Regions from separate parts of the Mus musculus genome. Here regions 2 and 3 are each linked to region 1. Evidence: chromatin contacts called from ENCODE Hi-C or POLR2A ChIA-PET data. All regions are on one chromosome and are shown on one strand. Each heading gives the region's core, a stretch centred on a gene start or an enhancer-like site at or near the end of the contact. The rest is flanking DNA. Distances are from core to core; before and after follow the strand shown. Region 1 overlaps Kat2b (K(lysine) acetyltransferase 2B). Region 2 overlaps Kat2b (K(lysine) acetyltransferase 2B). Region 3 holds the start of Sgo1 (shugoshin 1).

Evidence for each region. A loop is a pair of places that touch in the nucleus more often than their neighbours do. ChIA-PET counts read pairs that join two places held with the same protein, here RNA polymerase II (POLR2A).
Region 2: a map of heart shows a loop between it and region 1 (1.8-fold over the local background). The contact joins two enhancer-like sites. A Hi-C loop is called at or near these places in 2 of 37 maps with a recorded cell type or tissue (Patski and heart). POLR2A ChIA-PET finds 5 or more read pairs at or near these places in 4 of 5 experiments (Patski and embryonic stem cell).
Region 3: a loop to region 1 is called in a map of T-helper 1 cell, with 2.1 times the contacts of the local background. The contact joins the promoter of Sgo1 here to the enhancer-like site in region 1. A Hi-C loop is called at or near these places in 2 of 37 maps with a recorded cell type or tissue (T-helper 1 cell and regulatory T cell). POLR2A ChIA-PET finds 5 or more read pairs at or near these places in 2 of 5 experiments (both embryonic stem cell).

The regions. Positions count from the first base shown.
Region 1 is chr17:53,626,139-53,628,838 of GRCm38, reverse strand. All of the region lies in intron 3 of Kat2b (K(lysine) acetyltransferase 2B), which reads right to left. Among named protein-coding and RNA genes, the nearest start is that of Kat2b, 61 kb to the right of the region's middle. Within about 2 kb of position 1,270, at least 1 of the 3 ENCODE cell types and tissues checked has a DNase peak (open chromatin) inside an H3K27ac peak, as active enhancers do.
Region 2 is chr17:53,586,260-53,588,959 of GRCm38, reverse strand. All of the region lies in intron 1 of Kat2b (K(lysine) acetyltransferase 2B), which reads right to left. Among named protein-coding and RNA genes, the nearest start is that of Kat2b, 21 kb to the right of the region's middle. Within about 2 kb of position 1,290, at least 2 of the 3 ENCODE cell types and tissues checked have a DNase peak (open chromatin) inside an H3K27ac peak, as active enhancers do.
Region 3 is chr17:53,687,905-53,690,604 of GRCm38, reverse strand. It overlaps Sgo1 (shugoshin 1), which reads left to right and starts at 1,290. Exons shown (of 9, transcript NM_028232.2): 1 at 1,290-1,394; 2 at 2,485-2,615. It also overlaps the pseudogene Gm31532.

The sequences.
Region 1 (2,700 bases), core at 21-2,520:
CACACACACACACACACACACACACACACACCACTCTACTCCTCCTTCAGTTTCCCCTTCTTTCCCATTTTTGCTTGCTAGGGACCCAGAGGCCCAGTGAGACTCATTGAGGCCACCACAGGTAGCTGAAGCTCTCAGAGTCTTAAACACTAGAAAAAGCAGGCTCCACTCTGCACACATAAGGCCAAGGCCAGGAGCGCAGGCTCAGAAGCTTGGAAGGAGCTTTCTCTACCTCTGTCTTTTTCCACTCCTTCTCTGTCTGTAGAGGCCAGGTGCATGTTCTCTGGGCCCACAAACCAAATATACCGCTTCTAATTCCAGCCTGAGAATCAAAGGCTCCAAAGAAAAAAAAAGGGGACAGAAAGAGGAATATTTCCCTCAGAGCACAACACCTTCTAGGGGGCCCATATACGTTATGGATGTGGAGGAGTTACTGATCCTTTCGATGTGCTGTAATAAAGGTAAGCACTGTGTGTTTGCAGTGTTAAAGATTAAGCATGAATCAATTGTAGCTCTGGCTAGAATCCCAGACCTCGGAAGTGGAGGCAGAAGGATCAGAGTGCTTAGGCCATCCTCAGCTACATGCTGAGTTTAAAGCTACACGAGACTCCATCTTAAAACAAAACTAAACGGGATTTGTCATGAATTTTAAAAGCAAGAAATCCCAGTCCCTGTGTTTATTTTCAGAGTTAGATAAGATCTTCTTTCCTATCTCAGCCCCTTGGGAACTGGATCCACTGAATGGTTAGTTTTTTGGTAAATCGATATGAACTGGGAGACAGTGAACCTATTTTCTCAAATATAAAGGGATAGAGCTGGAAATTGGGCACCATGGCTCATGCTCCCATCCCAGTACTCAGGAGGCTGAGGCAATAAGAATTGCTACAAGTTCACAGCTAGCCCCAGCTACCTAGTGAGTTTCAGACTAGCCACAGCTACACAGAAAGATCCTCTTTCAAACAACAACAAAAAGATTGGCCTGAATTACATAGAAAGACCAGGTCTCAGGAAAAGAAAGAAAAGGGGATGGTTGAGAGAGAAGAGAACACTGGCTATCTTAGATTCTGACTTGAGAAGCAAATATATCTTTCCTGTCGTTTGGAAATGAGGGAGGGCAAAGGCCAGAGACCTACAGCCTGGGCCAATGCTCACTGGCTTGTTCTACTGGCTGCAAGCCACAGGGCCAACAGGATGGAAAGCCTGACAGCATCTTGACTTGCAAGGCAACGAAAACTGCGGGGTCACTTGCTCCGAGACAAACACCAGCTAAAGTTATGCAGCCCTTGTTTTCCCTCAACAAAGATCTTTCTCCAAAGAAGCACTACCAGCTACAAACTGCCAGGGTTGATTGAGTCAAATGACTCCAGCCCCACAGCTATGTCCACAAGCTGCCACCTAAGGGGCCTATCCTGCGGATGCTGTGTGACTCACTCACCCACCCAACTCATCCCATCTGTGATTTTCCAATAGTACCCAAAAACGAAAAAAAAATGGATCCTCCTTCCCCCTCCTTCAGTTAATACAGCAGAAACTATAAGTAAAGAAGAGAAGGAGGGAGGGAAGAAGGGAGGTAAGTAATGAACGAAAGAAGGAAGAAACAAATGAACAAAGAGAAGGGGAAACTACAGAGCAAATGTTTAGATAAAGACAAGAATCCTGTAGAGAATCCACTGAGATTCCCAGCAGCTATGGCAAAGACAGGATCTCAGTGAATGACTTAGCTCTCTCTGCCATACAAAACATAAGCAGAGGCTGGAATGCAGTTCAAAAATAGCACGTGTCCATATTGGAATACAAAGTAATATATAAGGCCCTGATCTCAATCCCCACTATCACAAAAAGTAAAAACTAAAAATAATTTAAATGCACTAGCTCTCAGGAAAAGAAGAAAGCTTTTGTGAGCTATGAACATAGCTAAATTTCTGGTATGTACCTTGCAATCATGTAGTATATAGACATACATACAAGCAAAATACACACACACACACACACACACATCACTACAGAGAAAAAGAGAGTGTGACCAGAGAGGGGAGGCTAGTTGGGTATTGGTGGTGCACACCTTTGCTCCCAGCACTCAGGAGGCAGAAGCAAGCAGGGTTCTGTGAGTTCTAGGCCAACCTGGTCTACAGAGTAAGTTCCTGCACAGTCAGGGCTACACAGAGAAACCATGTCTCCAAAAGAAAAAAAAAAAAAAAAAGAGGAGGTGCCGGGCATGGTGGCGCATGCCTTTAATTCCAGCACTCGGGAGGCAGAGGCAGGCGGATTTCTGAGTTCCAGGCCAGCCTGGTCTACAAAGTGAGTTCCAGGCCAGCCAGGGCAATACAGAGAAACCCTGTCTCGAAAAACAAAGAAGAAAAAAAGAAAAAGAAAAACCAACAACAACAACAACAAAAAAAAAAAAAGAGGAAAAGAAAATACAGACTCGGGCACATGTTTCTGGCCATGCCTTCTGTTTTGATGTGTTTCTTAACATCTTTACAAGGATTACACAATAAATGTTGGCAAAGATCTAAAAAACAGGTCTCTCTGTGTGTTTCCTTACAAGACTTCTTTTTTTATGTGTATAAATGTTTTGGCTGCATGTGTGTATATGCACACATGTGTACAGGTGTCTGCAGAGGCCGGAAGGGTGCATATTGGATGCTGGAGTTCCAGGCAGTTGTTAATGCACCCTGCATGGATGCTGGGAACTGAACC
Region 2 (2,700 bases), core at 41-2,540, 40 kb after region 1:
GGTCAGCCAGGGCTATACAGAGAAACCCTGTCTCGAAAAACCAAAAAAAAAAAAAAAAAAAAGGAAGAAAGAAAGAAAATAGTTTGTCTTTTAATCTTGCTTAACTACCAAGGAGAGCATTTAATTTTTTTCAAGACAACTCTGGTCTAAATCATCTTATTTTCCGAACAACCCACAGGAAGGCCAGGTGAATAATTCAATGATAGAGAAGGGTTTCACTGGCCTGAGTTTACATAGCTGGCAAAGAGCAAGGGGCCAAAACCAATACCAGAACTCAGCTCTGGCACCTGAAACTACCTTGTGGCACCTCCTTCTTAAAGTGCAGGGACACAGAAATCAGTGGGGTGGCATATAACCTGTCGAGCATCACTCAGCAGGTGAAAGCAGCAGGACCAGGAGTTCAAGGTTATCGTGGCTACAAAGGCTGTTGGAAGACCAACGAGATTCCAAGACTGTCTCAATTTGCCCCCTCCACGAAAAACAGAAAGTGGCTACTGGTGAATGCAGCCACACGTTTGAATCTCAAAAACACTGCTGCACTAAAGTGTATTGTGTAATACCGTTTTCTGGTGATGGTGGCAGTACTAAATGTGGAACCCAGGATCATCTTACCTCTTAAGCTACATCTCCGCCTCTCTGTTTACTGGTTTTCTTTGAAACCAAATCTAAATCATGCCCAGGCTGGCCTTAAATTCCTTCTGTGGCCTTAAATTCCTCTTAGCCTCTTAATGGAGCAACTAGAGTTATGAGGCCTACACCACCAAAGAACAAAACTCAGAGTCAGTTCGGAAGCAGCTTCTAGGGGTGGGGTAGGGCTGAAAGGAAAAGAGCAGGAGAGAAGACTCCAGAATGTTCTTGCTTGGGCATGGTGAGGCACACCTGTATGTAATCCAGGCACTTGCAAGGCTGAGGCAGAAGGATTGCCATGAGTTCAAGCATGAGCTACACAAGTAGCATCCTGTCTCAGGCTTGAAATGAAACTTGCTTAAAATGTTTAAAGCACTAGGTTCAACCCCCAGCATACTCACTCCTCACTGAACAAAAAAATAAATTTTTTTTTCTCTGCACAGTCCCTGCGGGGTAGGACAGGAAGGGATTCCCCAGGCACTACCAGCAACTTCTCTGTTTTCCTTCAGTGTGGCACTTACCATGTTCTGTTATTTTCTTTTTCACCATCTGCTTCTGCTACCAGAAAGCAAGCTCTACAAGAATAAGGACCCATCTGTCACTACACCCCCACATCGTCTACATCAATGCCTGGCAGCCTGAGTAACAATGTTGACTGAACGGAAAAACTGTCACTATCTACAGTGCACAGCCATGAAGCTCGAGTCTGGGAAGGGTGAGAAGCCTCGGAGGGCACAGATGGAAAGTGCCATGTGAGAATTTGAGCTCAGGTCTGTGGTCTAACCGCCCTGAGGTTTGGGTCTCCTCGATTTCTTGGCTTGTTTTCTGGCAGTTCAGAAAGCTGTCTTCTACAACTCACGATGGTTTTCTCTGAAGTGACTTTAAATGTGACTTTCCACTTTAATTTTTCTCCTCCTCCATTATTGTCTCTCTAGCAAGAGGCTGCTGCGGCTTTCACCTCCCTTTACACATGCTGGCCCGGGGAACTGTTCCGACGGAAGAAGAGTCAAGTAGTCATTCCTACAGGGACGCGCAATCCTGGGTTGCATGACTCATTTGTTATTTCGAAGTATGCTGACCTTGGCTTCCTTGGCATTCTGCCAGCCCATTTCAACACCAGCTTGTTACAGCAGATGCAAATTAGTGCTGCCACCATCTACCACTGAAACAGTCACTGGCATTCCTTGATCTGGGCCCTGTCTTGGAATCTCCTGCACAGCAATGGGGAGGGGGTTCCAAAAGGCTTCAGCAAGGCACATTAACTAAGGGAGATTGGGAACCATGGTCAACATGGAACTTAGTACCCCAACCCAACCCTGAGGCAACCAAAGAGATAAGTCTCCTTCAGAGAGTGGGGGACAGTCATTCCAAGGGCATTCAGTTTTTTCCAAAATCAGTATATTCATGATTTAGAAATTATAAAGCTGTGCATGGTGGTCTATGCCTCCAATGCCAAAACTCACAGGCAGGAGGCAGGAGGATCAGAAACTCAAAGTCAACACTGGCTTCATAGAAAGTCTGAGCTGTCCCTGGATTCACATGACCTTGCCTTAAAAAGAGAGAGAGGGAGGGCAGAGGGAGGAAAGGAAGAAAAGGGGATGGGATGGGGACAGAAGAATAGCTGGCTCCTAAACAAAAAAGTAAAGACAACTTACTGCCACTTTAAAAGAGCAGTGTACACAAAAATATATAAACAAGAGCAATGTAGGTCTATACATAACTGATGTCATTTCTATTTCATTAATGTAGTAGACTTTTAAACTTTCTGGAAAGTCAATTTTTGTATTGTATAGGTTTATTTTGGTCTGTTGGTTGGCTGACTTTCTGAAACTGGCTTTCTCTATGCCGTTCTGACTGGTCTGGAACTCTCAAAAGAGATCCTGAGAAATCCTGCCCCTGTCTCTAAGTGCTGAGACTAAAGGTATGTACCATCATGCCTTTCAAAACAGTAATGATGTCTTTAGGAAAATATGATTATGACAGAGCAGAAAGAGTGAATTTGAGGCTAACAGAAGCTGCAAAAAATGACCCTGTTCTCAGCAACAACCAACGACAAAAGCTGGAAAGATTGCA
Region 3 (2,700 bases), core at 41-2,540, 62 kb before region 1:
GACCAAAACCAAACTTTTTTAGGAGATGGACATGGTGGTACACACATTTAATCTAGCATTCAAGAGACAGAAGCAGGTGGATCTGTTTGCATTTGAGGCCAACCTCAAATATATAGTGAGTTCCAAGACAGTCAAAGGTACACAGAGAGACTTCTCTACAGCGTAAGGAGTTAGAGGTCATCCTGGGCTACAAGAAGACCCTGTCTCAAAAACAAAAACAAACAGAAAACAAAGAAGAGAGCCATAAATGAGCAGCCGTGGAACGATAATCTTAGGACCCTAGGTAAGAAATTAAGAGTGTGAACCTTGTGTGATGACCAGCATAGTAAAATATAACTTGTTATATTGGCTACGTATATCTATCTACCTTATGGCACAAGACATCTGCCAAGGATATGACTTATGAAGCAATCACTCAACTGTGGAGGCTCCAAATGTCTTGTGGTAGGGCTCCCTGCTGCCACCTTCCCCTTCCCATTTTCTTTGTGTGCCTTCAGAACTACCCAGTAACGCTGCCTGATGTGTAAGCGTGCCGAACTTTTCTCAGCATGACTAAACCCAATTCCTTGACTATTATCAGGAACTGATAAAGAAGTTTAGATTGTTCCCGGGAAAGCACTTTAAAAAACGGATCCCACAAGATGACCTTCTAATTCAGTCACGGCTGCTGCACTACAATGACTTCTGAGGTGAGCGCAGCCGGTTGTAAATCTCTTCCGTAAATGCACAGGACAGGATCGGGCTGTCACTTGGCGTTTCTTCTTGAATCAGCCAGGCCCACCCGCAGATCTCGCCAGCGGGCTGAACCTGGAGAGCCCAGTCTCTCACATCAGTCCTTTCGCTGAGCCTGCGCTAAACGTGCTGGATGGACGTTTGCCACACGGGCGCGCCCCGGAGCACAAGAGCTGCGCGGCCTTGGGCGCCCTGACAAGCCACGCCAGGATCTGTTTGGATCTTTCGTGCTCCAACTCAGGCTTCAACTCGAACTCGTCATTCTCCTGCCTCAGCCTTCTGAGAGCTGGGCTCTCAGGCCTGCGTCAACACCCCAGGTCTAACCGGAAGTCAGGGACGCACCCAGACAAGACCCAGTCTCAAAGTCGCTAGATCTCTAGGCTGTGGGAAGGCGGACGCCGAGCCAAGGCCTCAATTCCAGCCTGACTCCACCCCCTCTACCCCACCCCAGCCACAGCTGCGCGTGCGCAGGCGCGCCACGTGATGCCATTCCCCGGGGCCGGGCGCTGCGTCTACGGAGAAGGGCGGGCCGGAGTGTCACGTGATGGTGTCCGGCCAGCCAATGGATACGCGTAACGCAGAATTTCGAATGTGGCGGCGGTAGCTGCGGAGCGCGGCGGAGCGGGAGGTTGCATCTGCTCGTCCGGACCTGAGTGGCCGAGGTACGGAGCGGTACGGGCGGCGGGACTGGAGGTATCTCTCCGACCGGACGACGCGTTCCGCTCGCGAAAGCGAGCACCCCGAAATCGACAGGGCTTTTGCTCAATCAAAGTAGCAAAAACTTTTTAGATAGGGGCCGGAGGAAGGGGTGTTCTCGCCGACTTGCACTGTCTAGCACGCACAAGGCCCGATTTCCATCCCACTGTGCTCGCGCACGCGAACAAACTGTAATTAACTTTAACTCTATCAGTTATTCATTCTGTGTGTCACTCAGATGTCTCCGGTGCAAACTTTTAAAACTTGATGGTGACCCACCCATTCTTATAAGAAGTCGTTGCATTTATTCTGTTGAACTCCCCTCTCCAATCTATCGTATATACACATTGGTAAAAATAAAGGGTTAGATAAGATATACAGTACCAATTTAAGGCTTCATTATGCGTGGAGGAAAATACGTCCTGGTGAGAATACTCAAGAAGAGATTCAAGAAAACACTTAACTAAAAGGAGATGAATCAAGATAGTTCTTGTGGTGACAATTATATGCACACATTGTGGTTGGCAACAGTTTACAATTTTGAGACCAGGAAGTTTATTTTGCTTGAAGCACGCTACTGTTATTAACATGAATACATGTTTTCTCAGCCCCAAAATTACTAGAGAAAAGCTGCCAAACAGAAACCCAGATATACATATAAATTGCTTCTGAACTAATACTGTAATCCTAAACACTAAAGGTTGGCTATAAACATTGTAAGAAAAGTAAGTCTGCTTATGGCTCATACATTTGTGGTCCCAGCTACTCAGGAGGCTGAGGTAGGAAGGACATGAGAGCTCTTAAGTTCAAAACCAGACTGGGTAACAGCAATATCCTGTCCCAAAATAATAAGTTCCCATAGAGCCTAGAATGTTGTACGCCTCCAATGAATATTTACTATAAGATGAATAATTGATACTTTCTGGAGTTATTTAATACTTTCCTATGAAATAGTAGAAGATAAGGTTATAGCAAAAGCATGAATGACATTTTATGGGATTTTTTTTCTTATGATGGCTTGATTCTAACATCTTTTTTCTTCTTGTTTTGTTTTAGATGAATTTCACTATGTAGCCCAAGCATAAATCTATGACCCACCTGCCTTAGCCTTTTTAGTAGCTTGGATTATTCTACAACACCTGACTTAATATTTCTAAGCAGAAAATCAAAATATTGCTTTTTTTGAAGTAAGTTTACAATTTAGTCTTTTGTAATCCCTTCTTGATGAACAGCCTATGTTTCTTAAATTTTATGTTTAAAAAATATCTGAGA